Regions from separate parts of the Homo sapiens genome. Here all the other regions are linked to region 2. A link is a contact called in ENCODE Hi-C or POLR2A ChIA-PET data. All regions are on one chromosome and are shown on one strand. The core of a region is the stretch at or near the end of the contact, and the rest is flanking DNA. Distances in the headings are between cores, read along the strand shown.

Region 1 (4,891 bases), core at 918-3,417, 1.9 Mb before region 2:
ATAAATGGGGACGTGTTGGAGAAGGAAATACATAGACCTACAACTTTGAGCATATAGCAGTGATGTTTTAGGAACTGAAATGTCACACTTAATAAAGTCTTCAGCCCAGCTACTTCCCTGTTTTCGTGGGGAGAAGAGGGCCTGATTAGAACTGTTCTGGTTGTGTTTGGCGGGAGGGGAATAAATTTTGTTCAGTCCTTCTTAGTGACCAAACTTTAATTTTTAAGAATAATATATTGACTTACTGAACTGAAGCATTCTGAGTTGAAAGGAGCTCCAGAGGAAAGGAGTTCTGTGTTGCTCACATGTTAAAAGCTTGCTCACCTTCAGAGCAGAGGGAATACCTATCTTCAGATATCCGCCCATTTTCATCTCTTCATTATAGTCAAACAGTGTGACTTGAGAGTGTTGCTCTGGTGTCTGTATTCTGGCTTATGAAGATTATTTGAAAAACAACTCTTACTACATTGAAATGCAGACTTTAAAAAATTTAAATATGCGGCCTGGCGCGGTGGCTCACGCCTGTAATCCCAGCACTTGGGAGGCCGAGGCAGGCGGATCACGAGGTCAGGAGATCGAGACCATCCTGGCTAACACGGTGAAACCTGGTCTCTACTTAAAATTCAAAAAATTAGCCTGGCTTGGTGGCGGGCGCCTGTAGTCCCAGCTACTTGGGAGGCTTAGGCAGGAGAATGGCGTGAACCCAGGAGGCGGAGCTTGCAGTGAGCCAAGATGGCGCCACTGCACTCCAGCCTGGGCGACAGAATGAGACTCCCTCTCAAAATAAATAAATAAATAAATAAATAAATATTGGATTAGGCAGTCAGAAAACAAACCAAACAAGCATAAAAGGTCAATAAGTTGTAATCTTAAAAGTAAAGGTCAAAAACTCATGATAAGTGGAAAAAAAGTTTTGATTTCCTTTTTTGTTTGATGGGCAGTATGCCATATTATACCCAAACTTGGTTTAAAAAATATTCCCATCAACTATTTTTATTTAAAATAAACATTTGAGGGAAGTTACCACGGCAACTTTTTTTCCTCAAAAGTAACCTGTTCCTCTTTGGAACTGCACATTTTAGGGGCATGGTTAATACCTGAGATTTTTACTCAGTAAACCTGATGGTTACCGTGTGTAAAATATCTTTAAGTAGGATTGAAGGCCTCTGTGGGGAATAAAATATTGCCAAAGCCTATAAAAATAAATTTTACATGTTCTCTTTTATGACAGAGAGCAGCACTGGTTCTGTTATTTTTAAAATGAATAATTGATTTCTTGACTGGTGTTTAATATTTCTTTCCTCACTGCTGATTCTTAGATAGAAACCATTATTTATATTTGATAGACTGTTTTCAGAAAACTCTTATCAACAAGTGTACAATAGTTATCTAAAACTGTACATTTAGAATGGAGGAGTTTAATACTAGATCTCGGAAGTTTGAAAAATAGCAAAGAAGACTGGATTTGGAAAGCATGGTCTACAATTGCTTGTCAAATTCTGAAGCTATGAAGAATAAATGTTTCAACTTTAGATTATGAAACCCCATTTATGATTTTTTAAATACACTTGAAATAAAAATGATTGAACTAAATTTTGGTCCAGTGACATTACTTTGCACTGCATAGCCTATTATACATTGTAAGTCTTTTTGTTTTATTACTGAGATTTTTCTGTAAAGCTACAGCATATCTAATCAGAGAATTTCTGATTTGTTTCCTTATACTGTGATTATGTTATATTGAGGCATTTGTAGTGCAGCTTAAGACTGAATTTATGCTTTTTGTAAACATGATCGGTGTAAATGTCTTATAAACATTCTGGAGTATGTATAGCTTTAATGAATGAAATTTAATGGACCTGATTAAAATGAAGGGATTTAATCTTTGTTAAAGTGAAGTTAGTGGAATAAATTACCTACTGGAATATAGTCCAAGCCACTAAAGGTTTAATATTTGCATTTTTTTGCTTTTATTTTCTCCTTCCATTTATAAGTATATACTTGAAAGTACATCTGTAGCCTATGACTTGAGTCTCTTGAACTTCTAGGAAGAGGCAAACTACAAACTACCAGGATTCTGATTTCAGATATAGGCATTCCAGAATCTTCTCTTTATGAGTTCACCTGCTAGTACAATCTCCATAACTTGAATGGCATTGGTTGTTCTATAATTGCTGCCAAAATCATCACAAGCTGTACGTCATCAAGGCTCCCTTTGCACTCCCAAGAAGAACTGTTCATTTTAAACAAAAGTGTATGTCTTTATTTGTATTGGAAAATATTGTCTTTAAGTTGTTTCTTGTTGACACTCCCCTCAGTGGAAAAGTTACCAAATTAAACCTGTTTTATGGATGGCAGCTTGGAGCATAGCAAGAAGTTGGAGGATTTGAATTCCATTCCCAGTTCTCATTGTGTTTTGTTTCTTAAAACAATAATAATTGATTACTGTTATAAAGTTTAAAAGGTGGTTTTAATGTGAATAGCAAATTCTGGTATATTGTGACTAACGCTTAAGAATGCCTGTCTTTGAGAGGAAGGTGTTATAATATTAATGAACAGTGCCAAATACACTGTGCATATCTACAATTTAATCTTTGAATGTATGTTACTGGATTAGCTCCCTCCTCCTTCTTTGTGATGGTGCCATGCACAGAGTCAATCAAATCCTTGTGATGTTTTGTATGGACTTTAACAACATGTAAATAATGTGTAAAGCAAGTTTTTATGATTAAGGAATCAAATTTATTGAATTTTATTATTGAAAGTTGAAACTTAACATGTATGAACAAAAACCAATAAAAGAATATACTCTTTTCATTGACTATAAAAAATTATTTATTTTTAAAAATTCCACAAATACCATACATATTTATGGGATACACAGTGATGTTCCTATACATACAATGTATAGTCATCAGATCAAGGATATTAGCATATCTGTCATCTGAAATATTGATCATTTTTTGTGTTGGGAGAATTCAATATCCTCTTTTAGCTATTTGAAAATATACATGCTTGACTATAATCATCCTACAGTGCTATAAAACATTAGAACTTATTCCTCCTAACTGTAATGTTGTGTCCTTTAACAAATCTCTCCCTATATCCCCCTTCCCTTTCCACCCTCTAATAACCTGGGTTCTACTCTTTACTTCTGTGAGATCAACTATTTTAGCTTTTACATATGAGTGAGAACATGTTTAACTTCCTGTTCCTGGCTCATTTCACTTAACACCATGTCCTCCAGACTCATCCATGTTTTCGTGGAGGACAAGACTTCATTCTTTTTTATTGCTGAATAATATTCCATAATATGTGTGTGTGTGTGTGTGTGTGTGTGTGTGTATAAAATCACGTTTTCTTTAGCCATTCATCTGTTGATGGACACTTGGGTTGACTCCATAGCTTGGCTATTGTGAATAGTGCTGCAATGGACAGGGAGTGTGCACAACTCTTGGATGTACTAATTTTCTTTCCTTTGGCTCTTTACCCAGTAGTGGGACTGCTAGATCATATGCTAGTTCCATTTTTGTTTTTTTGAGGAAACTCTATACTGTTTTCTATAGTGGCTGTACTAGTTTACATTCCCACCAATAGTGTGTAAGAATTCCCTTTTCTCCACCTTCTCACCAGCATTTATTATTTTTTTGTATTTTTGACAATAGCCATTCTAACTGAAGTGAGATGATACCTCACTGTGGTTTTGATTTGCATTTATCTGATGATTAGTGATACTGAACTTTTTCCATATATTTGTTAGTCATTTGCATGTCCTTCTGAGAACTATCTGTTTGAATCATTTGCCCATTTTTAATTTTTTTTTTTTTTTTTTTTTTTTTTTTGCTGTTGAGATGTTTGAATTCCTTGTATATTCTAGATATGAATCCCTTGTTGGATGAATAGTTTGCAAGTATCTCTCACCCTATGCGAAAGTTAACTCAAAATGGATCAAAGACTTAAATATAAAACCTGAAACTATAAGAACTACTAGAAGAAAACACAGAGAAAATGCTTTACGACATTGGTCTTGGAAAAGATTTTATGAATAAGACCTTAAAGCACAGGCAACAAAAGCAAAAATAAACAAATGGGATTACATAAAAGTAAAACGCTTCAGCATACCAAAGGAAACAATCAATATAGTGAAAAGAGAACTGACAGAATGGATGAAATGAAGACTTTCAGAACCAAAGCATCCTGAGAGAGTGTCCCACTGAAGACCTACACACAACAGCCCACTAAGAGGTACACTTTGACCAAAAGTAAATTGAACCTGGGAAGATGGAATAAGATACATGAAGCTCGGGTGAGCAAAGAAAATGCAAGATAATACAGGTAAATCTGAAGGAGCACTGAGTGTGTAAAATAATAATAATAATAACTAATAATGCAGGTAAAAAAATACTACTGAACTAAAACCTTATAGAAGATAAACACTAACTTATGATTTAAGGAGAACAACAACCTCTTAACCTAAGAATACGAGAGAATTTCCTTATCCTGATAAAGAAGATTAAATCATATAGAAAGTATTATCTTTCATTGTAAAATTCAGTGCTACTCTAAAATCAGCTCTATTTTTATGCCTCATTGTGCTAGAGACCCTAGGAGCACATTGTGGGAAGAAAAGAAATCTGTTATAGGGTCTAAGAAGTAAAAAAAACTAAGCTATTATTATGTGCAGAATATTTTTGAAGAGGAAATTCAAGATAATCTAGAGACAGCTATTAGAATTAACTAGGGAGTTCAATGAATTGCAGGATATAAATTCAGCATAAAAATTACTAGCAAAAATTAGATAAGTATATAAGATTCCATTAACAGTGAAAAATCCCACAAGGTTCCTAGAGATACATGTAATAATAATGTGCAAGATGTTTCTAATAGGAGG
Region 2 (4,639 bases), core at 330-2,829:
GTATGAGTAATACAGCACCTGACTCAGTAGAGGCTGGAGGCTCAAATGGCTAGGCTACCAGTGAAGCAACTGTGCAACTCTGCCTCTCGAAATACACTAGGTATTTAATAAGCAAGCTGCTTTAAATATAAGGTGAAATTAGCCTACAAGTCTAAAATACTGTTGGAGTAAGCAACTATTCAATTTCACCTGTAACACTAAATTACAAATTCAAGGATTTTTTTCACTGTGGTTATTTTATTATGTCATTTTGAACAAATGACCTAGTAACATTATCCACTCAAATATGAATTAACACTACTAAAAACTCAAGATCTCTATCTTCAGATTAAGACCATAATTAGCAAAGAGCATATTTCGTAGGTACAGCAATAATAGGATTTTTGTAATAAATAATTTTACAAGTTGAAGCCTATCATAAAATCAAGTTACCCTAATATTATTTAAAACTTGAGCTTCTCCTTAAAGGTAATTTTCTTATACAGTTAATCACAATGAAAACAAAGCGAATACCTTATTTTCCTTTCAACACGCTTTTAACATATGCCATGGTATCCATCCTTCAATTGTTTGTGCCTTTTTTGAGAGCTGCCCATCTGAAGCAATAAAAGAGAGTTGAATAATTCAATAAACTGTTTCTTTAAAGGCCAGGAACGGGTGGTAGTCTCCCCACTCTGCTGCAAAGCCAAAGCAAATTCTCCAGTGGATTTTGTTAGACACATCTAGAAAATTAGATCCCCATACAATTAGGTCACGAAAACCTCCCGCAAGGCCCCTACCTTCCGCAACAAACTTAGGCCTTTCGTCCTACACTGTCACTGTTCCTGGGTTTACGCCTCCTCTCTCAAAGGCCTTCCTTCCTATCCCGTTCCCATTCGGATGTTACCAGGGTTAGGCGTCTCCGGCTTACTTCTAAACCTTGACTTTCTTGCCACCCCCGCCCTCCGTCCCGCTACTGGTTTCTTTCCCGGCCGTTGCGACGGAAGCTCGCGCCGGGGGACGATCCCCACTACGATAAATAAAGTGGGCTCAAGAGGCCCAACCAACCTCTTCCCAACCGAGCCTCAAGTAACGCTTCCCTTAGAGACCTAGATTCTCACAAGGAAGCAGGTGATAGACGGTGCATCCCAACCAATCACCAGCCAGCGGAGCGCAATAAGAAGGCAGTTAACCAATCGGAGAAGAGATGGGTGGCTCGAAGGATGGCCTGCTTTCCCCGGCGTCTCCAGGAAGTAGTGGTGGGACCCAGATCTTTCCCTCGAGCCCACCTCTCCAGGTCTTGGGCCTTCGCCCTCCTGTCCGGAGAACGTGTGCTGTGGGCGGCCGTTCTCTCGGGTGCTGGAGGCTGTGGTTGGGAGGCGGGATAGGCTTGCCGCCGCGCCTCCGGAGCCCGCTGTGCCCTCGAATTGGCCACTGAGGAGAGAAGCCGGAAGCCCGTGCTGCAGCGTGGGGTCGTCCAGCTGGAGGGGATACTCGGGAGGAAGAACGGCAGGCCCCAGCCCTTCTTTCCCGACAGCCACGCCGCCCACTTGGCGGCGGGGAGTCGCTCCGCAGCCGGCCCGGAGCTCGCCCGTGCAACTGAAAACTGCGTCCGTCGGGAGCTAGGGTGCCTGGCGTCCCGCGTTCCGCCCTCTTGCGCCGCCCTTACAGTGCCTCCTCCTCGAGGCCAAATGCCCGGCCGCTCAGCGCTCGTGGCAGCCGCGTAGTTGCAGAGACACGGTCTGCTTTCCAGGCTTGGGAAGTCCCAGCACTTAACTCTGCGCGTCGGTGTCGCTCGTTTGCCAGCCAGACTATAAAGTGCACCCAACGGTGTATGCGTCTCTTTACTTCCGGGTGTAACGTACTACCCAGCCAGGCCCTTTCCCTTGCTGTGCTTTGGAACCTGGAAATTACAAACCCTAATAAATTCTGAAGTCTGTCTGTCTGTCTATCTCTATTTGAGACAAGGTCTCATCCTGTCGCCCAGGCTAGAGCGATCGTAGCTCACTGCAGCCTCCAGCGATCCTCCCTCCTCATCCCAGTAGCTGGAACTACAGGCGCTTGCCATTAATTTCACATTTTTTCTTTTGTAGAGACGGGGGTCTCGCTATGTTGCCCAGGCTGGTTTCGTACTCGGCCTCAAGCAATCCTCTCACCTCAGCAAAATGGGATTACAGGCATGAGGCACCGCACCCCACTATATTTTGTGTTTTTTCACCTTCCCGCTAGGAAAGCAGTTTGAAACTCCCAACATTCCTCCCTCTGATTTTATTTCTGAGATGTGAGGCTTACTAAACTTACCTCACCGTTAGTTAAGATGCTGAGTAGGTCTCTGTCTAACCTGGTATAGTCCCCTTTCCTGACATCCCTACCATCTGATGACTTCATCACTGGAGAGTGCTCACAATGCCGTTACTTGTTATTCTTCCGTTTGTTCTTTCATTTCTGCATTAACTTTTGAGGAACTACCATATCCCCATTATTATGCTGGGCACCTGGATAACAAGCTACATGCAGTCCTTAGCATCAATGAGCTACCAGTGTAGTAAGGATCTATGGACAAGTGTTTAAAATAAGCATATGGATATGGATACTAAAATGGAAATATATAAAACAGCCTAGAAAGCCCTTCCAGATCTTTCTTCTGCTTACATTTACAGGCTGTTGTCTTGGCACTCCGAAACTGCTTGAAGTTCCGCCACAAGATATGGGAACTCCTAAGCAACCCCCAACTCCACTTTTACCTAATTTCCTCTGTCTCCCAAAACTCAGCTCAGTTCTCATCTTTAAGGAATTTTTCCTGATACCTCTGAAATAACACCCTTACCTCACCCTCCAGCCCGATATTTACACATAAAACTAAGCAAATGTCCCTTTTGGGGGCTCCCATACTCCCTCTATATATAAAACCCTATTTTAGCATGTATTCATGTATTTAACAAATAGTGAGTGTGACTATGTATTAGGTGCTGGTGATGACAGCCGTGAATCAGACAGTCATGTCCTCATAGAATGAAGTCCTTGCCCTCTTTTCCCATGGAAAAAGAGCCATTGAGCAAATACTTAAGATGATTTTCTGTTTTTAGGTCTTTACTACCTAGAGTCTGAACTGCTTAAGTGTGATCAAATGGTCTAATTCATTTTTGTAATCCCAGAACTTAGCACAGCACTTGGCAGAACATTCTCCTCAGCCTACTGCATAGATGAGCAGAGAAAAATGCAATCTTTTGGCAAACGGGATTAATGCACACAGTACAACGACTTCAGATATTGTGAACACACATCATAGAAAATAACAAGTAGAAATCATTTTTAATATCTGTGAATTTTGGAGAGTGCAATCAAATGCAATAATCCAAGTGCAAATACTTTTTACATGTTGAGTGGAAAAGACATATGTGTCTCTTCCTATTTTTCCTATTTCCTATTATATACCCTAAGAATAAAAAAAAAACTATTATAAAAATGTCTAAATAAAAATCCAATCAAGTGATTTACCAGGTAGGAAGTTGCAGGTTTTTGTGAGTAGAGAATCAGGTAATGTATGTAACTTGAATCCAACACCTTGCTTCAGTTTTTGTAGTCCAAGACAAAATGACTACAAAGAGGGGCTTAGATACAACAGCTGGAACAGACAGATGAATCATTCTGGATATCTACTCCAGGTCTCAGAACCTGCCAAGGTCTCTGGTCTAATTAATTTCTGTTTATTGGATTGGTACCTGGCCTTTGTAGTGTGTATGCCTCATGTAACTCCTGGACTTTTTACAATTAGGAATACAAAGATCTAAAATAATTAAAACCATAACATTAAAAGGATTCTCTGTATATCTGGTAAATTATGTACTTGTCATGTTTAAAAGATTTTGGCTTCATAAAACGACAGCCTTAATTACAATTTAAAACAAAATGGAGCACTCGATTTCAAGTTTTAAGTTGAAGTTGAAATCTTGCTAAGTTTATGGATGGCATCAGAGCAGCAAAGAGAAATATAGGCTCCCCATATTGTTTTATTATTAGTTTAAAAATTATTATATAAGATTTAAAGACGAAATTACATGTAACATTTGAAGTACTTGTGAATGAGATAAAATATTAAATGTATAAATACAGTTTAAAATGTTGGTTTGAAGATATTAAATATGTATATGAATGAGATTGAAAGTTAGTGAAGGGCTAATTCCAAATGACTGTTAAGATTTACTATACTTGACCAGGCACAGCTGCTCACACCTGTAATCCCAGCACTTTGGGAGGCCAAGGCGGGCAGATCATGAGGTCAAGAGATTGAGACCATCCTGGCCAACATGGTGAAACCCCATCTCTACTAAAATTACAAAAATTAGCTGGGTGTGGTGGCGCACACCTGTAGTCCCAGCTACTTGGGAGGCTGAGGCAGGAGAATCGCTTGAACTTGGGAGGCGGAGGTTGCAGTGAGCTGAGATTGTGCCACTGCACTCCAGCCTGGTAACAGAGCGAGACTCCATCTCAAAAAAAACAAAAACAGAAAGATTTACTATGCTTACCACTAGAATAATAAGAGCTGTAAACCAAACGTAAAAACCTAAGTTGTAACTAGGACATTGAATTTGGAACTAATAAGTTGAATATTAACTGTTTAAGACAAAGATTTTTTAAATAATATGTTCTTTATTTCCTT
Region 3 (4,542 bases), core at 1,074-3,573, 1.3 Mb before region 2:
GCATTTAAAAAAACAAAAATTGCTGCCACAGGCAGTAACAAAAATAAATAATGATGTGTGAACATCAGACAAATATGATTCCTTTTTTTTTTTTTTTTTTTGAGATGGAGTCTCACTCTGTTGCCCAGGCTAGAGTGCAGTGGTGTGATCTTGGCTCACTGCAACCTCAGCCTCCCGGGTTCAAGCGATTCACCCACCTCAGCCTCCAGAGTAGCTGGGACTACAAGCATGCACCACCATACCTGGCTTTTTTTTTTTTTTGTATTTTTAGTAGAGACGGGGTTTCACTATGTTAGTCAGGTTGTTCTCAAACTCCTGACCTCAAGTGATCCACCTGGCTTAGCCTCCCAAAATGCTGGGATTACAGGCATGAGCCACCGCACCTGGCCCATGTTTCCATGTATATGAAGCTGAAGAACAGGCAAAATAAACCCATAGTTATAAATGGCATATTGGTCGTTATCCAGGAAAATGGGAGTTGTCCTGTCTGTGTGAAAGTTGATCATACAAATTGAGTCATTCTTATAGCCAACTAAACAATCAAGAAGTCAAGAGGGAAAGGCACTCAGGACACACAACTTTGCTCCAAGAATGGAATTCTCTATAAGTCAGTATGCTGAAACTGCCGGTTGTAACCCGAGACCAATTTGATCTATAGATGCTGAGGTAACTTGCTGCAATTGTAGGACTAATTTTGCCCTCCACCATGGCCCACTCGGTAGGACCTGCTGCCTCCCCAGAACCTTAGGAGAACCAATGAACTTTCTCGAAGAGCGACAGATATAACAATTCTCTTTTTTATAAAACCTCCAGCTTTCTCTTTGTTCTTTGGACATACTGAAGACCACCTGGTCTGTACGCCTGGAACCGCCATTCTTTCTTCCCAAATAAAACGTTAAACTTAAGAGATTCATCTCCAAATTTTTGACTTCAACAACTGGGAAGGTTAATACAGGGGGTGGATACACTTAGGCTGTACACTTAAGATTAGCGCACTTTACTGGATATCTGTTATTCCTGAATAATTTGTAAAAACTTTTTCTAAGCAAATTGTTTTTCAGTAGGAAACCAATCTAAAAAAGTAATGACTTTTTTTTTTTCAAAATCAACCACGTAACTTTGCTTAATTTCAATGACCTTAGCAGAAAATCTTTCGAAATCCAAATTCAGAAGGGAGACAAACTACAAGGTCATTTCATAATATGGAAAACTAGAAAAATTCCCTACTAGACTGACAAGTGCAAGCAGTCTTGGGATGCAGCAGCCAGACTTTTGCATCTCCTCCTCCAACTCCCCACCAAACACACCTTCTATACCTTCAATTTCATGACCGCGATTCTAAAAATATATTTAATGTCAGCATGAAGTATAAAAAAAGCGTCACCAGAACCTGCTACTTATTATTGATACTGAGGTCTTGGTAAAGGGAGCATTGATAATATATATGCCGAGATAGGATTAGTATGTGGACTCAGACTTTACAGATATCAAAATCTGAAGGACACGGGTGCACGTGTATGTCAAACTCATCAAATGGAATGCATTTAAACATGTGCCATTTTTATTGTATAGCAATTATACCTCAATAAAACTTTTAAAAAATGTAACAAACTGACAGCCTTGAAATCTCCAGAAAGTGCTATGTAAACATTCTTTAAAGCAGTATTGAAAAAAAGATAAATTCTCTGCACGGTGAGGGAGGAGAGTGGATACAAACAGCAAATTCAAAGCCACTCTTAGACCGTGAGAAGTAACTAGTTGGTCTGGGAAGTGATTTAGCAGTCCCCTAAAATACAACACGTTCTTGAAAGCCATGAATCCACACGAAGCTTCAAGAGAGAAGCCCTTGACAAAGCTGGGGCAAGACCGGCCCTTAGGACAGCCAGCAACGCTACTTCACCACCCTGCTCCAGCGGACTGCGGCTGCCGCGCTGCCCACAGGAACTCAAGTTCCGCCACAGCCAGGTCAGAGAGACAGACACCCCAGAGAGGCCGGCTTCCCCAGCTCTGCGAAGAACAAAGCAGCGCGAATGAACGAAGCCACTGAACTGCCGTGGGCCTCAGCGCGCCCGTGGGCCTGAGCGCGTCCCGGCGCCCCGCTCCCTCCTCGCCCCGCCGAGCCAACCCCGAGGTCCGAGCAGAGTCCTGCCCGCCCACCGCCGTCCATCTCCGGCGCAGGGCGGCGGACAAAGAGCTCCTCCGCTCTTTTCGCCCACAAATTACCGCTCCGTGAAGCCTGGGCAGCTCAGCAGCACGAACCGACACCTCAATCTCCGCAGCATTTACAAATGGGCCGCCACAATCGCCGCCTCTGTCGGAGCCCCGCCCCCGTCCCGAGGTCCTGTGGGAAGTGAGGATCTCACCCGCGCGTCTGCGCTAAAGCGCAGGCACCGCTGAGCCCAGTGAAACTACAACTCCCAGTGACGCCACAGCGACGGGCGTTGCCCGGCGGGGGATGGACTGCGCGCCGCCTTCCGACCAGCAGCGGGCCAGTGGTCGACGTAGGCGGGCGGCGTGGCGGGGCGGAAAACCGTTTCCGGGAGAGACCTTCCGTGGTGGACGTCGCCCCAGGCTCCCACACTTAGAAAACTAAAGGGAACGCCTAACGGAGCGATGGATCTCCGTGTTCCCAGCAAAGCAGGGAGCACGGAGAGTCAAAGCTAACATAGAGCCCAACCGACGCTTAAAGGAGGTGTTTTGGGTTTTGTTTTTTTTTTTTCTATTTGCGTACGGTCTATTTTGTCGTTTTTTTGGTTTGGTTTGGTTTTTTTCTTTGTTTTCCGCTTTGGCTGAGGTGACTTAGTAAAGGAGAAAAAGGGCAGTCCGCTACACCATTTCGTAAGACGAAAATAACCCTATGAGAATTCACTCCAAAAATAGGCATCTTTCATCTCTCCTCAAATGGCTAATCGGTGGTTTGGCAGAGTGTGTCCATTAGATTCTGAAACTAGTTTGAATACTGACAGTGCAGAATTCAAGAAATTTTTTTGTTTTGTTTCGTTTTAACTGCCACGGCCCTTTAATCTAGGAAGTTACAGCACCGTGAGTTACCACAGTACTACATACCTGGCTTCCATGTCTGATTAAACAGCAGGCCAAGTAAAATGTTTAAAGAAATCAAATGAAGTGCCATTTATAACCGTTATAACTGAAACAAACGACTGCTAAAGACAAAACTATTTCACAGAAATTTGGTCCTCCAAAATTTGTTTTGCTTTCTACTTCAAAAAGAGTCTACTTCTCTAAATCAAGATTTCGGTTTTGCTTCTTTTTTCAATTTTTCTTTTCTTTTTTTAATTTTTATTTTTTGAGATGGAGTCTCGCTCTGTTGCCCAGGCTGGAGTACAATGGCGCGATCTCCGCTCACTGCAAGCTCTGCCTGCCGGGTTCACGCCATTCTCCTGCCTCAGCCTCCCGAGTAGCTGGGATTACAGGCGCCCGCCACCACGCCTGGCTAATTTTTTTATTTTTATTTTTAGTAGAGAAGGGGTTTCACCGTGTTAGCCAGGATGGTCTTGATCTTCTGACCTCGTGATCCGCCCGCCTCGGCCTCCCAAAGTGCTGGAATTACAGGCGTGAGCCACCGCGCCCGGCCCAATTTTTCTTTTTAATTTTCACTGTGGGTGAGGAAGCTAAAGCCCGAGACTTCCGAGATCACACAGCTACTTAAGATGCCAGACAAGGACCCAAACAATCTTCCTTTTCATTTATGATAGCCCTTTGGCTTGAAAGCATGCCCAAAAGTCTCATCATTCTTCCTAAAATGTGTATCTTTAAGGATAGTCGCAATATCCTCTATTTTTGTGCCTATATTTTATTCGTATGTTTTTATTTTAATATAGTATGTAGTGCCACATTGTTTGTTGATTGAATAAATAAATGAATCTTTTACCACACTCAAGTCTTAACTGGCTGTTAAATTAAGGTTATAATGTGTAAGTTTTCACCTGTAGCCCATGTAATTCTCAAAACTGCCCACTAAGCTTCAAGGGTTCAAATCCATTACAAGGTGGAAAGGCTAGTGGGGAGGAACTTCCATCTTCTACTCTGCCAGACAATAAAATGTTCTACCTTATCAGTGGTTCCTATCCTTGTTGCATCTTCAGATGGTGCTGTAGAGAAAAATTAGACTAACGGTTGTGGCACAGGGGTTTTAATGCCAGATTACCCGTTCTGATACAATTCTTTATGCCATCATAGGAGTCAAGAGGGCACTCCTATGTCATGGTTAAGAGTCCAGGATTTATCAGGCAGACCTGGGATCAAATCCTAGCTTGATAACTTACAAACAGCTTTGTAGTCTTCAGCACTCAACTTTTCTGAAACCAGTCTTCTCATCTGCAAAACAGGGGTGGATAATAATGAGACCTTCATAGGACTGTCAAGAAGATTACATTAAAAGAAAGACTATGTATGAAAAAGTAGCAAAAAACCTCCACATAGTAAAAAGTCAATGAACAGGAGGTGTTTTCATCTTTATAAAGAATTTAACTGTTGGTGAACTCTTGTCTACCAAAGCCTAGCTCTGTGGGTCTTGTCAAA

What was found. Hi-C counts contacts between places; a loop is a spot of excess contacts on that map. ChIA-PET counts read pairs that join two places held with the same protein, here RNA polymerase II (POLR2A). Pooled maps may share reads with other maps.
Region 1: POLR2A ChIA-PET joins it to region 2 with 12 read pairs in CD8-positive, alpha-beta memory T cell. The contact joins the promoter of LINC00566 here to the promoter of RNF6 in region 2. A Hi-C loop is called at or near these places in 1 of 168 maps with a recorded cell type or tissue (mammary epithelial cell). POLR2A ChIA-PET finds 5 or more read pairs at or near these places in 1 of 52 experiments (CD8-positive, alpha-beta memory T cell).
Region 3: a map of B cell shows a loop between it and region 2 (33-fold over the local background). The contact joins the promoter of CPAP here to the promoter of RNF6 in region 2. A Hi-C loop is called at or near these places in 3 of 168 maps with a recorded cell type or tissue (B cell, CD8-positive, alpha-beta T cell and ascending aorta), 1 of 37 single-sample maps with no recorded cell type and 12 of 50 pooled maps. POLR2A ChIA-PET finds 5 or more read pairs at or near these places in 1 of 52 experiments (OCI-LY7).

The regions. Positions count from the first base shown.
Region 1 is chr13:24,329,283-24,334,173 of GRCh38, forward strand. It overlaps LINC00566 (long intergenic non-protein coding RNA 566), which reads left to right and starts at 2,168. Exons shown (of 2, transcript NR_131903.1): 1 at 2,168-2,254. It also overlaps the pseudogene NUS1P3.
Region 2 is chr13:26,220,735-26,225,373 of GRCh38, forward strand. RNF6 (ring finger protein 6) reads right to left here and starts at 1,580. Exons shown (of 5, transcript NM_005977.4): 1 at 1,269-1,580; 2 at 514-596. RefSeq lists enhancers at 352-1,233, 1,234-2,115, 1,261-1,640 and a silencer at 761-810.
Region 3 is chr13:24,920,538-24,925,079 of GRCh38, forward strand. It overlaps CPAP (centrosome assembly and centriole elongation protein), which reads right to left and starts at 2,324. Exons shown (of 17, transcript NM_018451.5): 1 at 2,224-2,324. RefSeq lists enhancers at 1,468-2,369, 2,370-3,271.